3 separate regions of the Mus musculus genome follow, and all the other regions are linked to region 2. The links are chromatin loops, found by intact Hi-C in ENCODE. Cell type or tissue: gastrocnemius. All regions are shown on one strand. Links, peaks and the distances in the headings refer to the core of each region. The heading gives the core; the rest is flanking DNA.

Region 1 (5,000 bases), core at 1-5,000, 380 kb before region 2:
GTCCCACCCACAAGGGGCCTTTCCCCTTTGGTCACTAATTGAGAAAATGCCTTACAGTTGGATCTCATGGAGGCATTTCCTCAACTGAAGCTCCTTTCTCTGTGGTAACCCCAGCTGTGTCAAGTTGACACAAAACTAGCCAGTACAGATCCCCAACTGAGAAAATGCCTCTGCAAGACTGTGTAGTAGGCAAGCCTGCAGAACATTTTCTTAATTAGAAATCAATAGAGGAGAGTCCAGTCTATTGTGGGATGTGTTATTGCTGGGCTGGTGGCTCTGGGTTCAAAAAGAAAGCAGTCTGAGCAAGCGATGAGGAGCAAGCCAGGAAGCAGCACCCCTCCATGGCCTCTGCATCAGCTCCTGCCTCTAGGTTCTTGCCCTGCTTGAGTTCCTGTCCTGATTTCCTTCAGTGATGACCATGGATGTGGAAATAATGTAAGCCAAATAAACGCTTTCCCTCCCAATTTTCTTTTTGTCATAGTGTTTCATCACAGCAATGGGAATCAAGACCGAGACACCAGCACTGCTGAGTGATGACTGTGTGTTATAATGTGGACACAGAAGACTTCATCTTTATGAAAAATTTTCTTGGACAGTGCTACTGTATTCTGTTCACTCCCCCCCCCCCCGTTTGGGTTTTTGAGGGTCTCTCTGTGTATCTCAGGCTAGCCTTGAACTCATGATCCTCTTACTTCCACCTCCCAAATGTTGTCATTAATCCCCCTTAAAGTTACTTATTGAAGAAATATTAGTGACATTCAATTAAGTACAATTTTATTGATCAGTTTGCTTTGATTTCTGGGCTAGCACTGAACTGATGTTTTTAGCTTATGAAATGACACATGGTGGTGCTCATTCCTGATGCTGTTTTTTATCGGTTATGCTTGGCTGAAGTGAGCCTTGCTTTCTCCTTCCATGGAGTCTCTTCATTTCATATCTTTCTGACATATTTTTGGTCCATCATCTTCCTCGTGTGCTCCAGGTCAAGACTAACCCAAAGCAGCCATCCTTATTAACGAAGCCTGCTTTGGAGGAAAGAGCAGGGAACACTGTCACTCAGAGGTCACCTGTTCTAGACAGACTTCCTTGCTCACAACGGGCAAAAGACACAGACACAAGGACACCCAAGACAATGAGCGGTTATGGTAGTCTGTCTGTCTTTCTCTCTCTCTCTCTCTCTCTCTCTCTCTCTCTCTCTCTCTCCCTCTCTCTCTCCCTCCCTCCCTCCCTCTCTCTCTCTCTTTCTTTCCTTCTTTCCTTCCTTCTTTCTTTCTTTTTTCTTTCTCTCTCTCTCTTTGTCTCTCTTTCTTTCTCTCTCTTTCTTTTTTGAATTGAATATTTTATTTATTTATATTTCAAATGTTACCCCCTTTCCTGATTTTCCCCCAGAAGCCCCCCTATCCCATCCCCTCTCTTGCTTCTATGAGGGAGTTCCTCCACCCCTCCACCCACTCCCACCTCCCTGCCTTTGCATTCCCCTACACTGGGGCATCGAGCCTTCACGGGACTAAGGGTCTCTTCTCCCACTGATGCCCGACAAGGCCATCCTCTACTGTATATGCAGCTGGAGCCATGGTTCCCTCCATGTGTACTCCTTGGTTGGTGGTTTAGTCCCTGGGAGCTCTGGTTGGTTGATATTGTTGTTCTTCCTATGGGGTTGCAAACCCCTTCAGCTTCTTGGGTCCTTTCTCTAGTTCCTTCATTGGGGACCCCATGATCAGTTCAATGGATGGCTGTGAGCATCCGCCTCTGTATTTGTCAGGCTCTGGCAGAGCCTCTCAGGAGACAGCCATATCAAGGCTCCTGTCAACAAGCACTTGTTGGCATCCACAATAGTGTCTGGGTTTGATGACTGAATATGGGATGGATCCCCAAGTAGCACAGTCCCTGGATGGCCTTTCCTTCAGTATCTGCTCCACACTTTGTCTCCATATTTGCTCCCGTGAGTATTTTGTTCCCCCTTCTAAGAAGGACCGAAGTACCCACACTTTGAACTTCCTTCTTGCGCTTCATGTGGTCTGTGAATTGTATCTTGGGTATTCCAAGCTTTTGGGCTAATAACCACTTATCAGTGAGTGCATACCATGTGTGTTCTTTTGCAATTGGGTTACCTACTCAGGATACTTTCTAGCTCCATCCATTTGTCTAAGAATTTCATGAATTCATTGTTTTTAATAGCTGAGTAGTACTTTATTGTGTAAATGTACCACATTTTCTGTATCCATTCCTTTGTTGAGTATTCCTCTGATATCTGGGTTGTTTCCAGCTTCTGGCTATTACAAATAAGGCTTCTATGAACATAGTGGAGCATGTGTCATAGCATTGTTACATGTTGGAACATCTTTTGGGTATATGCCCAGGAGTGGTATAGCTGGGTCCTCAGGTAATACTATGTCCAATTTTCTGAGGAAACCACCAAGCTAAGATAAAAAACTCAGGTGACAGCAGATGCTGGTGAGAATATGGAGAAAGAGGAACACTCCTCCATTGTTGGTGGGATTGTTAAGCTGGTACAACCACTGTGGTAGCCTTTCTCTTGCAAAAAGTGAAAGCCTCCTGGGAAGAAAAAAAAAAAAAAAAACCACAAAGCCAGAATGACCACAAGAGGGCGCCAGTGTACCTTAAACAGCCTTTCTGACCAAAAACCTCTGGCAGGTTTGCCTTGCAGTGCCAGGGAAAGACAGAATGAATACACATGGGAAAGGAGTAGGGAGGGGAAAAATCGTATTGTTACATGTAACTAGAAAGCTTACCATATTTATGCATCCAGGGCCTCTTAAATACAGAAATCACAAGCACATTAGACGATAATAGGCAGGTAAGGGATTAGATTGAAAATACCTCAAATACGGATGTGAATAGGTCAGTAGACTTTAAAACAGAATAAACCTCACTTCGAAGCAAGGTAGCTATGGAAACATTACCAAAATTATTCTGTTACTCCATGGCTGCTGTGGGTTCTGCAGCCTGGAAATGCTGTCAAGGGAGGGCAGAATATTATTTTCTTATAAATAATACAACACAGGATCCTATATGGAAAGTTGGGAGAAATTAGATTTCAGAGGTGGAGATGTTTCAACAAAAATACCCAACAGCTTTAATTTGCTTTCTGATAACTTAGCTCTGGGTTTTCAGTTGTTAGGTTTTCTTCTACGTCTGCTCTTTGCTGCAGGAAGGGAGCCAGAGAGATGTTTATCGTCAGGTCTCTGGATATGTTCTACACACTCACATGCCTGCACATTTAACATGGCTTGCAGAACTCACCCATTTTCCTAGGTATGACTCATACGAGTGAACGGTCATAGCATTTACATGTCTCATTTGCCTGTGCAAGAGTAGGGCTGGGCTGTTTATATGAGGCCGTTGGTTTCTACCACTGATTCTCAGAGACCCTGCGTTGACTACCTGGGCTCTTGAATCTCTCAGCAAATTCCGACGAGCATATAGTGACCGTGAGCTTAGCTGTTCTATGGGAACATTGAGAGCACAGGTGCAGGTGAGGGCTAATGAAATAGGTTCACCTGGGATGGATAACCCTGGAGATGTGATAAGTCCCACGATGGTAGGAGCTAGGAATTGGAGATACACATCGATGCCATTACCAAGTTATGCTCCTATTCTGGACTGACATGTGTCCCTTTTCTCCAGAGGTTAGAGGAACCTCTGTGCCCCAAAGACACAGCAATCTGGAGTCAAATACATGCTCCAGAGGTCCAGATGTTCATATGTTCAAGGTCCCAAGGTTAAGAAGTAAGGTCTACCAGCACTCCTATCCACACCCAGATATTGGGGTATCTGCAGTAACACACTGGCCACAAAAAGGAGGAAAACCATGACGGTAAGAGGGAATGGTCACACACAGAGCAGGCCATGGCTTAACTTTGTAGAGAAAGACTGAAAAGAACCAATGAGTTCAAAGCAAAGCCCAGGGCCCACTAAATATCCAGACGATGGAGCTAGTAGGGATTTGTAGAGTCAAACTTGCCCTAGGGAGGTAGAGCTTCTATTTCTCCTTCTCCAGAGAAGCAGACCACGAATCTAACTCCTCAGTGGGCATCCTGATTCGCTGAACATCTTGTTGAGATACTTGTTAATTGGATTCCAGCCCAAAGTTTAGGATTCACTAGGAGGGCCAGGAAATTTGTTAAGGAGCCCCCAAGGTCCCTTCACTCAGGCTCCATGCTTGGAGAACCACAGTTGTAGATTACTGTGAACAGTGAGCGTCAGGTATCCATACTGCAGGCAAGAGAGGGACTTAAAGTTTGTCTACAGAAGAACCATGTAAGGGGTCATTACCTTGTCTTAAAAGATTGAGATACAATTCAGGTACCATCTATATAACTTAAAAAAAATTTATGCTGGCTTGGTGTGGTGCATGCTTTTAATCCTCGTACGTGGAAGCCAGAGGTAAGTAGGTCTCTGAGCTCAAAGCCACCTTGATCTATATATTGAATTTCAGGCTAGCTAGGGCTACATAGCAAGATTCTGGCCCTCTCAAAGAAAAGATCTAACCAATACAGTGAATGGATTTGATTTGAACTTGAGTTCAGGAATACTCCACTGTGTCTGGCTTTTTACCTGGGTTCTGGGATCAAACTCAGGACATTTGCTTAGGTGGCAATGTCCTTTACTCACTGGGCCATCTCACTGGTCTTGAGCTTCCCACTGCAGAGCTGTAAGAGTTCTTAGTGTATTGTAGAGACAAGCTCCTTATTAGGACTATTACTTGCATATATTATTGTCTCCTTATCATTTCCTTCTTTAAATTTTTGGTTAGGCTTTTTTTTTTTTTTTTTTTTTTGACAGGGTTTCTCTGTGTAGTCCTGGCTGTCTTGGAACTCACTTTGCAGACCAGGCTGGCCTCGAACTCAGAAATCCACCTGCCTCTGCCTCCTGAGTGCTGGTATTAAAGGCGTGCGCCACCACTGCCTGGCTGGTTAGGTTTTTAAAATGGGTTTTACTACTGAGACATGGCTTAGAACTTCCCGTGTTTACCAGGT
Region 2 (7,859 bases), core at 1,126-6,125:
GGCTTGGCTTGGTGGTGGCCGTGGCTGGGAGTACAGAGAGGCCTTCTACTGGAGATTAGATGGTAGCTCTTTAGGTGAAAGCCTTCTTCATTGCTTCCCACAGTGGATCCCAATGAAAAGAGGCAGTCCATGGTTTTAAGACACTTATTGTCGTAGTAAAGGAGATGGGTAAAACCTTACTGCACTTCTCAGGGCGGGCCTGAGGTTAAATAGCTTTTGTAGGGAAAAGTGTTTGGGAAAGAGAGTTTATTGGCTAAGTTCTCCAGGCCTTTATGTACCTCGTTAAAATAGAGATCATGTCCTCTACCTGTGGAGGGGCTTGGGTTTGTTCCTACGTGACTGATGGCCACAAATCTATGGAGGGCTGTGGGGAGCTGTAGCTACATGACAGGAGCTGGGTACCCAGGAGCTGGGTGAAATGACTTCCATCCCTTCAGGGTCACCAGGGTTTCTAGCCTTTGCTCAACCAGGAACCAGGCTGCCTTTCATTGTCCTACAGTGGACTACATTTTCCTTTGATCTAGAAAAGGAGTTGCTGTCTGTTTTCCCTTTGTGGTTTGACTATGGATCGCACTTTCTGTCATTTTTTCCTTCACCACGATTCTCCAGCTCTCTCTGCAGGCTCTTCTTATAGGAAGACTTAGCAAACCTCAGACCTCAGGTGCAGTGCATATTTTGCACGCAGGCAGGGATTAGCAGCATGAAATACAGATGGGGAATTAACATTCTCCCTTGACAGTTACAGGGATGCCATCTTAGGTCTCTGGAGATCTTTGTTTCCGAGACTCTTGATGTTGTTTGTTATGCGGCATATTATCACAATAACTAACTGATACACGGTGCTTGGTAAATGTCACAATACTATTTTGTAAAAAAGTTGTGATTAGATTAATGTTTACACCCTGTATGCCTTGACAAACTGAGCCCCAGCTTCATGTTTGAAGTTTTGAAAGCAAGTACACAGAAGAGTGTTTTTGTTACCACTTTGTTTCTCAGAACCATCGTGAATTTGCCAAGCACCTGTGAGCCATGGTTGCATGAAACATTAATGTGTCTCATTTCCCTTCCAGTGAGTGAAAGAGATTAAACCCCTTTATGGCAGCTGCTTGTAGAAGAAGCCAAACACCGAAGTTGACAGAGGCAGCAGACCATGTAGCCCTAGGGGCTATGTCTCAAACAGTCATCTATTTCTGTTTTAACTTCTCCTACATTTGCAACCGTGTGTTTCTGATGGGCAGTTTTTAGGTGGATAACATATGCCAACCATTGCATCAGGAAATAAGAAAAGCCAGCTCGATGCCACCATGGCCCTCTTCCTGCTGTGGTCTAGGCTCTGTCCTCTTGGTTGACTGCCAGCTCAGAATTCATATGCTTGCTTGGTTACTGTATTGCTCTCTGCGTCTCTCCCAGCCTATTAAGGACCGTACTCAATGAATGTGTCAGGTAGCACGTGGAAACACAACAATAGCAAGTCCTGCTGTGCGATGGAGATGGAGGGAGAACCAACTGACCTTTCTTATCCCTGGGCTCAGGTCCTATTCCCTGTGCTCCTTTCCATCAACAAGGCTGGGTATAACCATGCTTTCTTTATTTGCTAGGTAATACGTCTGCCATGCGAATATTTCTATTCTTGTCCACTGCCAACTTATCTCTTGAGGTCTTGATTTTTTTTAAAAAAATCAATTTGTATGAATTCTTTATGTAGCAGAGATATCAAACTATTTCTGAAGTGTTTGCTCTGTACTTCTTTGTATGATATTTTTTCCTTTGGCTTTTGCTCTACAGGAGATGTGTGCTTTGAGTATAAGTTCTATGCCCGTAAATAACAGGGGCCACATTTAAATGTGTGTGCTTTCATCTTTACATGGTCCATAATATGTTTTCTCAGGCAAACTAAGTCTGACTATAGAATGCTTAGATTAGCAGCCAAGGATGTATTCAGGGGACAGGAGAAATTGGATCACTCTGTGAGAGGAATGGCTAATGACACTTTCCTCCTGATGAGACTCTGTGTCCCACTCTTCATTTATGGATTCTAAAATATTTATTGGATATCTACTCTATGCCAGGCTCTACTGCTGAGGACATGCCGAACCCTTATTTAATGGTCACTGAGATTTAATTGAGGTCTGATGAGATGGATGAATGGTAAACAATATCAATAAGTTAAGTATTACCTTCACTGCATTCTTAGAGTTATTATCTTTAGGATCTATAGAGACAATCTTGAGAGCTCAGAACAGACTTAGCCCCTACCCTTCAGCTGTTCACAGAAGATTGGAGAAGGCAGACAAATAAAATACAATTAAAATGGAGTATGTTAGGAGCTGTGAGGGGGAGGTAATGTGGTTTGGGGGCCTTGAAAAGATGCAGTTAGGTTTCATGGAAAGGCACAGCTTCTTGGAGTAGTAATGTCCAAATGGAAACATGAAGACTCTCTTAGAATGGCTGAGAGGGGAGGGTTGGTGGTCACAGTGTTCTTGGAAAGACAGCAGCTCAACTTTGAAATGAGAGAGAAACCTGTGCTGAGAAGAGCCAGATGTCACCACAGTCAGTCCTTGCATTGTTTGATATGCTCACCCCTTCCATCCTCTCTTCCCTGGTTTCTCAGAATCTCAGGTTGTCGGGCTTAGCAGCAAGCATCCTTACCCAATGAGCCATCTCACTGGACCTCTCCCTTCTTTTCTCAACCTTTGTAAAATATACAACCACCAACGGAACACTAGTGGAGAGAAGATTGGCTTGAGAATCAAGACAGTCAATTTTCAAGTGTTCTGCTATGTTGTAGCATTGTGACTTTGAAGAGTTGATCCTACCTGGGCTTATTTCCTGTTCTGTGAAAGTAGAGACCAGGCAATTCCAGAGCCCACCTTGAGTTATAGAAGCTGCACAGACTCTCTGGAGCACAACTGTCCAATGGCCATTTATCATGTCTGTGTCCCAAGCTCACAGGAGGCACCTAAATCTGAGAATACTCACAAATAGTCCAAGAAGGGATTTCCCCCCTCCCCCCAAAGTCAGCAAACCAAATTCCCTAGCTAGATTCTGCTGAGTCCCAGCTTCCAAACCTCAAGCACAACCTTCTAGGCGATCGATTTCCACAGAAGCAGTCAAGCCGGTGAGTGAGAGCTTCTGGAAGGTACTTGAGAACTCGGCGGGGGGAGGGGGTGTTTCTAGCCAGTTCCTAGTGTATTATGGGCCCTCAGTTAATACTCATCGAAGTTTCATTGACATTTGATGAGATGGATGAACCATACAATATGTCAATAAAGTTAAGTATTACCCTAACCACATTCTTAAAGTTATTAAAAGTGTCAAGGGCAGGGTGATTTATTTCTTCATTCTATGGAAACATTGCAAAAACACTATGTCTAAAAAAACGCGCAGAGCTTAAATGATAATGATTTATCTTTCTGGTTCCCCTCAGCATTTAGTGTCAGAGACCATTTCTGATGCCATTGTCTCTTGAAGGTCTTTGGCCATTTGACACCATTTTTTTAAGAGCTTTGGGAGATTGCTGTCTGGACTAGAGGCTCAGAAGCTGATGTAAATTCAGTCCCTAGCCACCTCCTGTCTGCAGCTGATCTCTGGCAGCTGCCTAAGTGTGACCCTTTACATTTGATGCCATTGCCCTTGAGTAATGGGTACTTTAGTGTGTGTGCCTGTGGGGGTAGGGGAGCTGACCAAAGCTCAGACCCCGAGTGAAGAGATGAAAACCATAGCTTCCCCCCTCTGACATAGTATGTCTCTTGGGAGGTTATAAACACCAGTGACCGCTGTAGCTGGAATTATCTGCTCTGGGAATTTGTGGTCACTGTGAAATCATTTGGCATATTCAGGTATGCAGTGGGGATCCTGGGGTGACCAGCCTTGGGTTCCCAGGGTAGCTTGGCCACAGGACTCCAAGGGCATGAGAATCCTGAGCCTCAATGTGTGCCTTTCAACATCTAAGATGCACATGCCAGGGGCACAGAGCCTGTACAGATGCTATCTAGCAGCACGTTCAGAGAAAAACCTGGAAAACCCTATTTTACTGCCCAAATTAACAATGTGATTAAAAACCACGTGCAAAATGACAACAGCTGAAACAATAACCAACCTTTCAGCCTTGCAGCTTTAGGGAAGGCTAAACCCATAAGTCCCCCTCCACAGCTGCTCACAGGCGCCCCCTCTTTCAAGGAGCCTGCTTTCTGAAAGCTTCAACCAAAGGCTTTGTGTGAACCCTCCTGCCTACTTCAGCATCTGCCAGGACTCTCCACGGTCTGTTCCGTTCTTGGCCTCGAGGGGGCACCAGAGCTTGCACATAGCGAGGTGGCGGCTCGGCTCCTTGAGACAAAAGAGTTGGATTTTGGATGCCAATTTGTCTTAACATTGTATATAAGGTCTGTCTCAAGCTGAGGAGGCCATATACAGACCCGAATCGGGATGAGCATTTTTCTGGCTGTTCTGTTACTTAGCCAGGGGATGCTGGTGGTCTACAAAACAAACTGGGCTGCTTTTTGCGTGGCAACGTCCACCCTATCCAGGTGAGCGCCTGGGAGAAGGGGTCCTTAGAATAAGATCTTTTAAGGCAAGCGGCTTCTCCTCACTTCGCCCCTTGCCGTGTAGGAGCCGCCTTCAGCAATGAAACAAAAGGTCCCGGAGAACCGAGATAGGGAAGACCAGGAGAGGTAAGCAACAGGAAGAAAAGAAAGGATGCTCGCTAAGGGCAAAATCAAGGAGACAGAGAGAAGCTAATATATGGTGATTGTTTTAAGCATTGTTATGGGTTTTTGGAGTAAAACACAATTTGTAGGAAGCAAACTTCCCCAAATGTGAGTACTTAATAAAGAAGAAAACAGAAGGATTGATAATGGAAATTAGGCTAATGAATAAACAAGCTGCTTAAAAAATGGGCTCCTCTCGCAGTCCGTTATTTTTAACTTAGTGACAATTTGCATACTAGTTAATTTGCATATATTAAATACTGCTCCCCTTCTCCTTCCCACCTCCTCCACTTCAGAATAACATTTCATTACGGTGCTGCTGGGCCTGAGGACTCGTAGGCTCCAGAGAGTTTATTAATTTATCCAACACATGCTGTGTACATTTTTATCACTCGCTGCACAGTGGACCTGGTATCTTTGAAGTCATTAACAAGACAGGGGTGTTCTGCTCGAGGTATTCAAAAAGACAGCCGAGAAAAGCCAGCCTGCAAAGAAGGGGGAAAATAATGTACCAGCAGAACAGGGGAAGATCATGTTTGGCATCTGCCCTTTCTAGGAAGACAAAACTGAGCAACGGATGGTTCCCTCATCTGTATCGGGAAGCCTCCAGATTGCTTCTCTTGCTTATTTATTTTAATTTCTAGAAAAGGAATAGAACTGTTACCCACTGGGTCACAGGCACCTCCAAAGAACTAGCTACACATGGCGTTTCTCCTGGTATGGTCCATCTGGACACATGGCTCTTGGGGACCCTCCAGCCCTCCTGCTGACAAGACGGGCAGGGTAATGAAGACTCGGCACCTTCGTTATGTGTCTGATGTCACTGTCTGAGGCTACCTGGTTCATCCCTGGACTTGATGTCCTCCTCATTGCCCTATCCTGAGGCCCTTCCCATAACTGTTCCTTTCCTGGTGTCTTCTGCTGTAGTAAGAATCTTAAGCTCAGTTGCTTCTGCAGTCCGTCATGTTGTGACTCGCTCTCCCACGGAAACAGAAAGACAACCACAATTTGAGGGGTTCCTTCTAAAGTCACCAGCACTGGCCCACTGCACTAATCTCACTGCTATTTTCCATTGTCATCTTCTCAGGTTAGATATCTGTCCTGATTCTGCCAACTCCTATGCTTCAGTTGAAGAGAGACCCATGTAGTGCTTAGGGCTGGGAAGGGTTTTTTTTCCCAGATGCCAGTGAAAACTGAAATCAAGTTAAATAGTGTCTAATGATTCTTTCATTAAATATTCATTGAATGCCTACTATGTGCCAGCCAACCAGGAACCAGAGACACAGAACTTACATCCCAGGGGCAGAGAGAGACAACACACACGTCAATGATAAATAATTGATACTGTTTGGGACTGATAAGTGTTAAACCCAGGGGCGGAGGGGAGTGAGATGACAGAATTGTGAGTGACAAAAGGGAGGGAGCTTTTCTTTAGCCAAGGCTATTAGGGTCAGCCTCTAAGAGGACATGCTCTGTGAGGTATAAAAGAGGAGTCCTAGAGGGAGATAGAACTGATTCATGAACTGAATCCATCTTGCTGTATGGCTTGGTGCCTATTGAGCACCAAGCATTTAGTGACTTTACATTTGGCCAAAATAATCTGCCAATTCCAATGTGCTTGTCACCACTTGGTCCCAAGGTGTAAGCTGGCAGAGAGTTCTGAGTCCAAGAAGCAGGAGTTCTTAGGATCCTCCCCTCTATTGAAATGACAGGTTGTGTAGGGTAGCCAAGGTTCCTTCAGTCTGTCCTGAGGAACAGACTCCTCTGGAAGAGACAGTGAAGTACAGTGGTTAGTCAGACACTCAGCGTGAGTTACGTGACCTCCCTGTCCTTCAGTTATTTGTAGAGTGAGTAAATGAAATGTGAAAAGATTGATACCCACAAAAGGCTCAGTAAATATGCCCAAGTATGGCAATGGTGTGGGAGAATTTCTATGTGTTATAATAAACATCTATAGAGTAGAAAATAGTCCAAGAATGGTCTCTGAGTCCCCGATGGCTTCAGTCAGAGAACCAGGCAGCCCCTGGCTTCCAACTAGCTTCCTAACAGCATTGTCCTTGAGCAAGCTATCTAATCTGATTATGACTTGGTTTGCTCATTTGTAAGATGAAGATAATAACAGTGTCTCCCCTACGCGCTATTATGGGGATTAATGCGACAATATCTGTAAAACATTGAAGCCACACATGTGAGATGCTACAGCTAATATTATTGCACTGACCTGGCCTGTGGCAATAAGTGGCTTGATTCCCGTGATTAACAAGAGCTGGCTGCATTCTTCATGTAGTGTCTGCTATCCTTTATGTTTGCTTACTTGTTCCCTGACTGTCATTTCAGCGCCATTTCCCCTCCACAGCTGCCTTTACTTCAGTCCGAGTCAATGTTTTCTCTCTCCAGTGTAAGTGTGGTGGCTCCAGCTTGTCTCCCTGCTTCTGGTCCTGCTACTGCTACGCCTTTCCTCAATCGCTTGGTAAGCAGGTCATTGCTATGGAACATTCGGTGGCCATCCAATGTTGTCTGCTCACCTTTATAATAAAATCGCAGTTTTTGGCCCAACCTGTAAATCTTTGTCTGTCGGCTCATGTCTTCCTATGTCTCTAACCTTTGATCCTCACTTCCCTCTCTGCCTGCCACACTCCTGCCATACCTGCTATTCTATTCATAAACACACCAAACTATGGCAGCCTTCAGGTGTTCAGACAGAAGATTTCTTCAGCCTCAAATGTTATTTTTTTTCCTGTGGGCATTGCTTGGCTGGGAAATAAATGAGGGACTTCATTTGACTATGAATAATAGAATATCCTAACAATTGTGACTTCCATATATACTTGTTTGTACTTTGGTTATTTGGTTAGAAGTCTATAAAGGGTCTACTTCATCATTGCCTCAAAACAAGAGGGATAAAGTCCTTAAGGCTGCCTTTGGTTTTCTTTCATGGTTACAAGAAAGTTGCCATGATCCCAGCCATCTTACTCTTCATTTAAGCAAGAAAAAATGGAGTTCAAAGAAGACATTGAAAGACAGTCCTGGTGCCAAGGAGATGGCTCAGTAGGTAAAATACTTGCTGTGCAAACCATGAAGTGCCTCAGCTCAGAGCCCCAGCGCTCCCACAAAAGACAGGCATAACATCATGCATCTATAATGCCAGGGCTG
Region 3 (5,000 bases), core at 1-5,000, 320 kb after region 2:
AGCCCATAATCACTTTGCAGTCCACGCACTCTTGAAGCGGTTCAGTGATTAAAATGGGCATCGGTTCTTGTTCTTTGCCAAGTCATTAATCAACTCCAGACAAATGAGCGGGAGCGATGAGCAAGGCTGCTTATGACTGCTTTGATTATAAGTATGTGAAGACAGAGGACAGGGCTACAGAGGCTGGTGGTTGTGTCTCCATTATCTCTCCACCCCCAGCATCCCAACCCCCTCACTACCTGGGCTCACCACAACTCAGTACTAAGGGGCTGAGCAAGCACCCTGCTTACCATCAGATGAGCACAACACGATGTCACTAAGGTCTGGAAGTGTTTCTCCGAGATCTCGAAATCTGAAGAGTAGAAATCCTCCCCAATCTACACCAACTGGCCCTAGCTTAGACAGTTATTATGAAGTGCTGGAGAGATGTAAACATTTCATCATTGAGACAGCTGAGGGCAGATGTGGCCGCTCCTCCCATGGTTTCCCTACATGTGCGGACACCAGGAGTGAAGCGTGCTACAAGACAGTAAACAAGAGAGAATGATGGATGGGAATAGATTGAGATGGGGATGGAGATGAACGTGGCAAAGGCTCTGGGAGCGTCCTTAGTTCTCTGGTCTGAGCTCTCTATTAATGAGCTGTTGGGGGGAAGGCAGAACCTTACTGATTCTATCCACAAAACTGACATTGAAAAGTGTCCCCAGCACAGACTGAGAGCCTTGTTGGGCAGGAGACCCACAGGGGAGCTGCCAGAGGTTGCAAGACTACCACTAATGGGGCAGCCACTTGCCTTATAAATAAAGTGCTATTACACACAGCCACACCCATCTCCTGATATACTGCCTGTAGTTCTAACGACTCTTGGTTCTAATGAAGGGAATTGGGACTTCCGTGAGGAGAGGAGGTGGTACAAGACGGGGGAATGGGGAACTTAGTTCCTTTGGACTGAATTCAAGACATCTACTGGGCTGGATTCCATTTATGTTGGTAAAGCAGACATGAAGATCTTTCATTTTGCTTATGCGTCTTTGAATTTAATATTAAAACCCAGTATCTTATTTCAGGAGTTGCTCTGCTGCAGAGACCCTGAGCAGAGATGGTGATTTCATACAATTCCAGAAATTTCCAGCTTTAAAACATAATAAAAATGTCTGTAATTTGGTTCTGTGACTCCCTATATGCGACCTGTGTGGTCAGGCCTGTCCTTTTTTTTTTTTTTTTTTTTTAGCCTTTATGTGATTTAGTTCCATCATCTATAACTGATTATAAGTGGCTTATGAGTGTATTTCTTTCAAGGATCAGAACTAATATATCTGTGTGTATTTGGAACGTAATAGGCACTCAATATATGATGAATTACCATTTTGGTTATTATTTCAAAATGCTCTCGTGGCTAATGTCTTTTTCTTTAGTCAGATTGGAAGTGGTCAAGGCAATATAATGGATTTCACAGGGGAGCACTTTGTAAGCTACAGAGAGGTCTACTCTCATATGCTCAGGAGTGGCCAGTGACTAGGCAAAGAATCCTGTCTTCCCAAGAAAAGCATCCCATCTTCTCCAGGAAGGACAATAATATGCTCCACTGAGGTGTGCAAGCTGCCTCGGGCATTGAGTGCTATGTGTACGTGTGTGTTCATAATTAGTATGAATTAATGGGAAGCAAGGGGGTGGCCTAAAAGGGGAGACTAATGTCCTTCATAGCCCAAGATGCTAAGGTTAATTACCATGCTGCAAGGCAGGAGGTTTGGATGGCAATGCAAAGACAGTGGCAGAGGATGAGCTGAGCTGGGGAGCGGGAAGCCAAGGCACATGGCATGAGCCACATGACTGTGGTGCCAGGTTATGTCAAACACATGACCTCATCACAGCTGCCCACTGACGTGACTGCCTTAGCCACTGTAGGTGAAGCAGAGGCAGAGCAGATGGTACCAAGACACTCAGCCCCTTGCCAACACTGCCACCTGCTGCAGGGTAAAAGAGCTGTCCTCACATGATTGACCTACACAAGTATTTTTGTTTACTTTTATTATTATTATTATTATTATTATTATTATTATTATTATTATTCTTTGTCTGAAGCAATTCTATTAATACTGAAGTATAGAAGGAAGCTTAAATCTTATTGAGTAAGTCCAGACACCAAATTGGCATACTTTATGAAAATTCTTGCTCCCAGATATAATTCAGTAGTGCTGCAAGGTCCCAGTGTGGTAAAAGGGATTGAGTAGACCCTAGTGAATGACTCGGTACATTGCCTAGTACATTGCTAACTGTAACTTGGTGGGACATATATGTCAACTTTGGTACAAGGTGAGATCAATGGCTCCAAACAGCTTGGTAGATCGACCCTTAACCTTATTAACTTCCCAAATTATTTTTTATACAAATAGATCGCTAACTTGGCTGTGAAGTGGGCATAATGGTGTGCTGGTAAGTTTTATGTCAACTTGACACAAGGTAAAGCCATCTGAAAGGAGGGGTCCTCAATTGAGCAAATGCCTCCCATAAGATCCAGCTGTAGGACATTTTCTGAATTAGTGATTGATGGGGAAGGACCCAGATTATTGTGGGTGGTGCCATTCCTGGGCTGGTGGTCCTGGATTCTATAAGAAAGCAGACTGAGTAGGACACAAGGAGCGAGCCAGTAAGCAGCATTTCTCCATGGCCTCTGCATCAGCTTCTGCTTCTAGGTTTCAGCCCTGCTTGAGTTCCTGGCCTGACTTCCTCCAGTGGTGGACTATGGTGTGGAAGTGTAAGCCAAATAAACCCTTTCCTCCCCAACTTGTTTTTGATCACGGTGTTTCGTGTTTCAGTGGTGATAACCCTAACTAACTAAGGGTTAAAATTACCCCTAATCTGTTGAGTTTTCTGCATCAACTGTCTACAGAGGCCAGGATCCTCTAGACAGACTGGGATGTTACCTTATTCCCCTCAACGGCAGGCACTGTCATAATGCCGAGGGGTCGCACCTCCCCTCGGGCAAGACTGATGACCTGTCTGCACCTCTCCTTTCAGGAATGTAAAACTGCTACCATTTCGCCAATGTGCAAGCTGTGCGCTACAATGATTAAGTCACAGGACCACAGCAGCTTGGCCGGGCGCTGGAAATCGGGGCTTTGTTTCTAATGCACTGCTGCTTGGCCATTTCTCTGGCCTCTCTGCGGGGCTGTTGATCTTTATGATTCTCTCCAGCCCATACACCCAGCAGAGGTACCTTTGCCCAGGTAAAGGATTTTACATTGTGTACATCCCAGCAACCCACATAAGCATCTTTGACCCATCCCCTCTCCTAATTCTAAATTAGGAATTATCTTCTGGCCGAGGTCACAGGATTTTTATTCCACGCAGAGATGTGGCTTTCTCACAGGCGTTTTAGCCACAGAGCTGCACTTGCTCTCTTCCTCCACTCCAACATCCATTACCCACCAAGATCTCCTCCTCAGCTGATGATGCCCACATCACTCTAGGGTGTCTCTCTAAAACTCATCCACATCCTATCCAACTTAGACATCCTGTTAGCTCTACCTGCAGTGTGCACCGTAGATACGGGAGCCAGCTAATTTCAACGGCTCGTAGTTGATGCTCCAATTCAAGTATCTATCTTCCTGACAGGTGATTATGGATCAAGCAGGACTATTTACAGCCTGAATGATGTTCAGTATATAAGTCCCATCCTGTCTCTCTTCTGCTCTTAGACCTGCAGTGGCTTCCTGCCTCACTCAGTAGTAAAGCTTGATGCATTACAGCTCAACCCATGAACTTCCCCTGGTTATGAGCGCTCTCACACCGGTACTATTCCCCTGCTGCCCACCCCAATCCAGGTGTTCTCATCTGCTTCCTGCTCCTGTGCAGGAACGACTGCAGCTGCAACGGCTTAGCAGGATCTACCGTTCTCTCCTCGCTGAGATAACGTCTTCATAACTTTACTTGGTTCAGATACATAAAGAGATCTCTTCTCCAAGTGGCTGACTACGACCATGTTCTTTAAGTCTGTGACTTAGCCCTGCCTGGCTTTTATGAATCCGTTTATCTCTTCTGTTTTTGTTTTCTTTTAATTTGTAAGAGTTTCTTCTTTTTTTTTGTGCCTCTCTCTCTGTTTATATATGATAGGGGAGGTGTTTACGTGCCACTACACATGTGTGGGGGTCAGAGAACACACTTGTGGCAGTTGGCTCTTTCTTCTGACCTTTATTTGGTTTTGAGATATCAAAGGTCATCAGGTTTGCTAACAAAACACCTTTGCCTTCTGAGGGTCTTGCCGGCTGCTCTATATTTTTATGCTACTATTTTAAACATTATAATCATTTCCATAATCTGTATGTTCATTGTTTAGTCTGTCTCCCTCTTTGGGAAAGCAAGACTCCTGATGGCGGAACTCTTTTGTTCACTAATACATCCTAGAACAGAACCTACCAAACAGTAGAGTGATCTAACTCTTCAACAAATAAACAAATGCACCTGGCACGTCTCCAAACAGTGTGTCGGAAGCACACTGCTCTTTAAAGAATTTTGCAAATGCTGCAGTTCACCCTTGTGGAGGATGCCCTGTTTCTCTGGATGATGAACTGGCCTGGGACCCAACCCCACAGGGCATTGTGTCTCTTTTCTTGGCAACACATGCCCTGTGTAGCCTTCAGCAGCAGCATCGGACTCCTCAGGAAATGCAACCCACAGGTTTCTATTTCAATTCTTTTTTTTTTTAATCTCACCCTTAGAAACATCCAATTTCATGTTCCTTAACCTCCACATTAGTGTCGTGACACATGCATATATTTATAAATAAATAAGCTTGAGTTGGAGGCCAGAAATCAACAACTTTGAGAACCACTCATCTGTAAGACTCCAAAATCCTCTGAAGGCTCGGGGGCACCAGGTGGTTTTACTGCATCCTCCCGGAGACAGCACTTGCATGGCTGTAGGAGGCAGAGTGGTTTGAACAGGCCAGGCCAGAGAACTGTCCAGACTGTCAGATGAGGCGTCTAAAGGTTCTATCCCAA

What was found. Hi-C counts contacts between places; a loop is a spot of excess contacts. Peaks named below come from ENCODE experiments on the same cell type or tissue, not always from the same donor. Only the 100,000 strongest peaks of a DNase experiment are listed, where the experiment ranks them.
Region 1: a loop joins it to region 2, with 3.0 times the contacts of the local background. A loop is called at or near these places in 14 of 42 quality-filtered maps.
Region 3: a loop joins it to region 2, with 10 times the contacts of the local background. A loop is called at or near these places in 15 of 42 quality-filtered maps.

Annotation. Positions count from the first base shown.
Region 1 is chr9:101,311,585-101,316,584 of GRCm38, forward strand. No RefSeq gene overlaps it. Among named protein-coding and RNA genes, the nearest start is that of Gm28979, 28 kb to the right of the region's middle. In gastrocnemius, for the core only: a CTCF peak has its summit at 2,614 (motif pointing right); a DNase peak (open chromatin) is centred at 2,628.
Region 2 is chr9:101,686,077-101,693,935 of GRCm38, forward strand. No RefSeq gene overlaps it. Among named protein-coding and RNA genes, the nearest start is that of Gm31326, 290 kb to the right of the region's middle. In gastrocnemius, for the core only: no CTCF peak of the experiment used is centred there; DNase peaks (open chromatin) are centred at 1,339, 3,135, 3,900, 4,268 and 1 more place.
Region 3 is chr9:102,004,848-102,009,847 of GRCm38, forward strand. The region is part of intron 6 of Ephb1 (Eph receptor B1); the gene reads right to left. Among named protein-coding and RNA genes, the nearest start is that of Gm31326, 23 kb to the left of the region's middle. In gastrocnemius, for the core only: a CTCF peak has its summit at 1,964 (motif pointing left); a DNase peak (open chromatin) is centred at 1,884.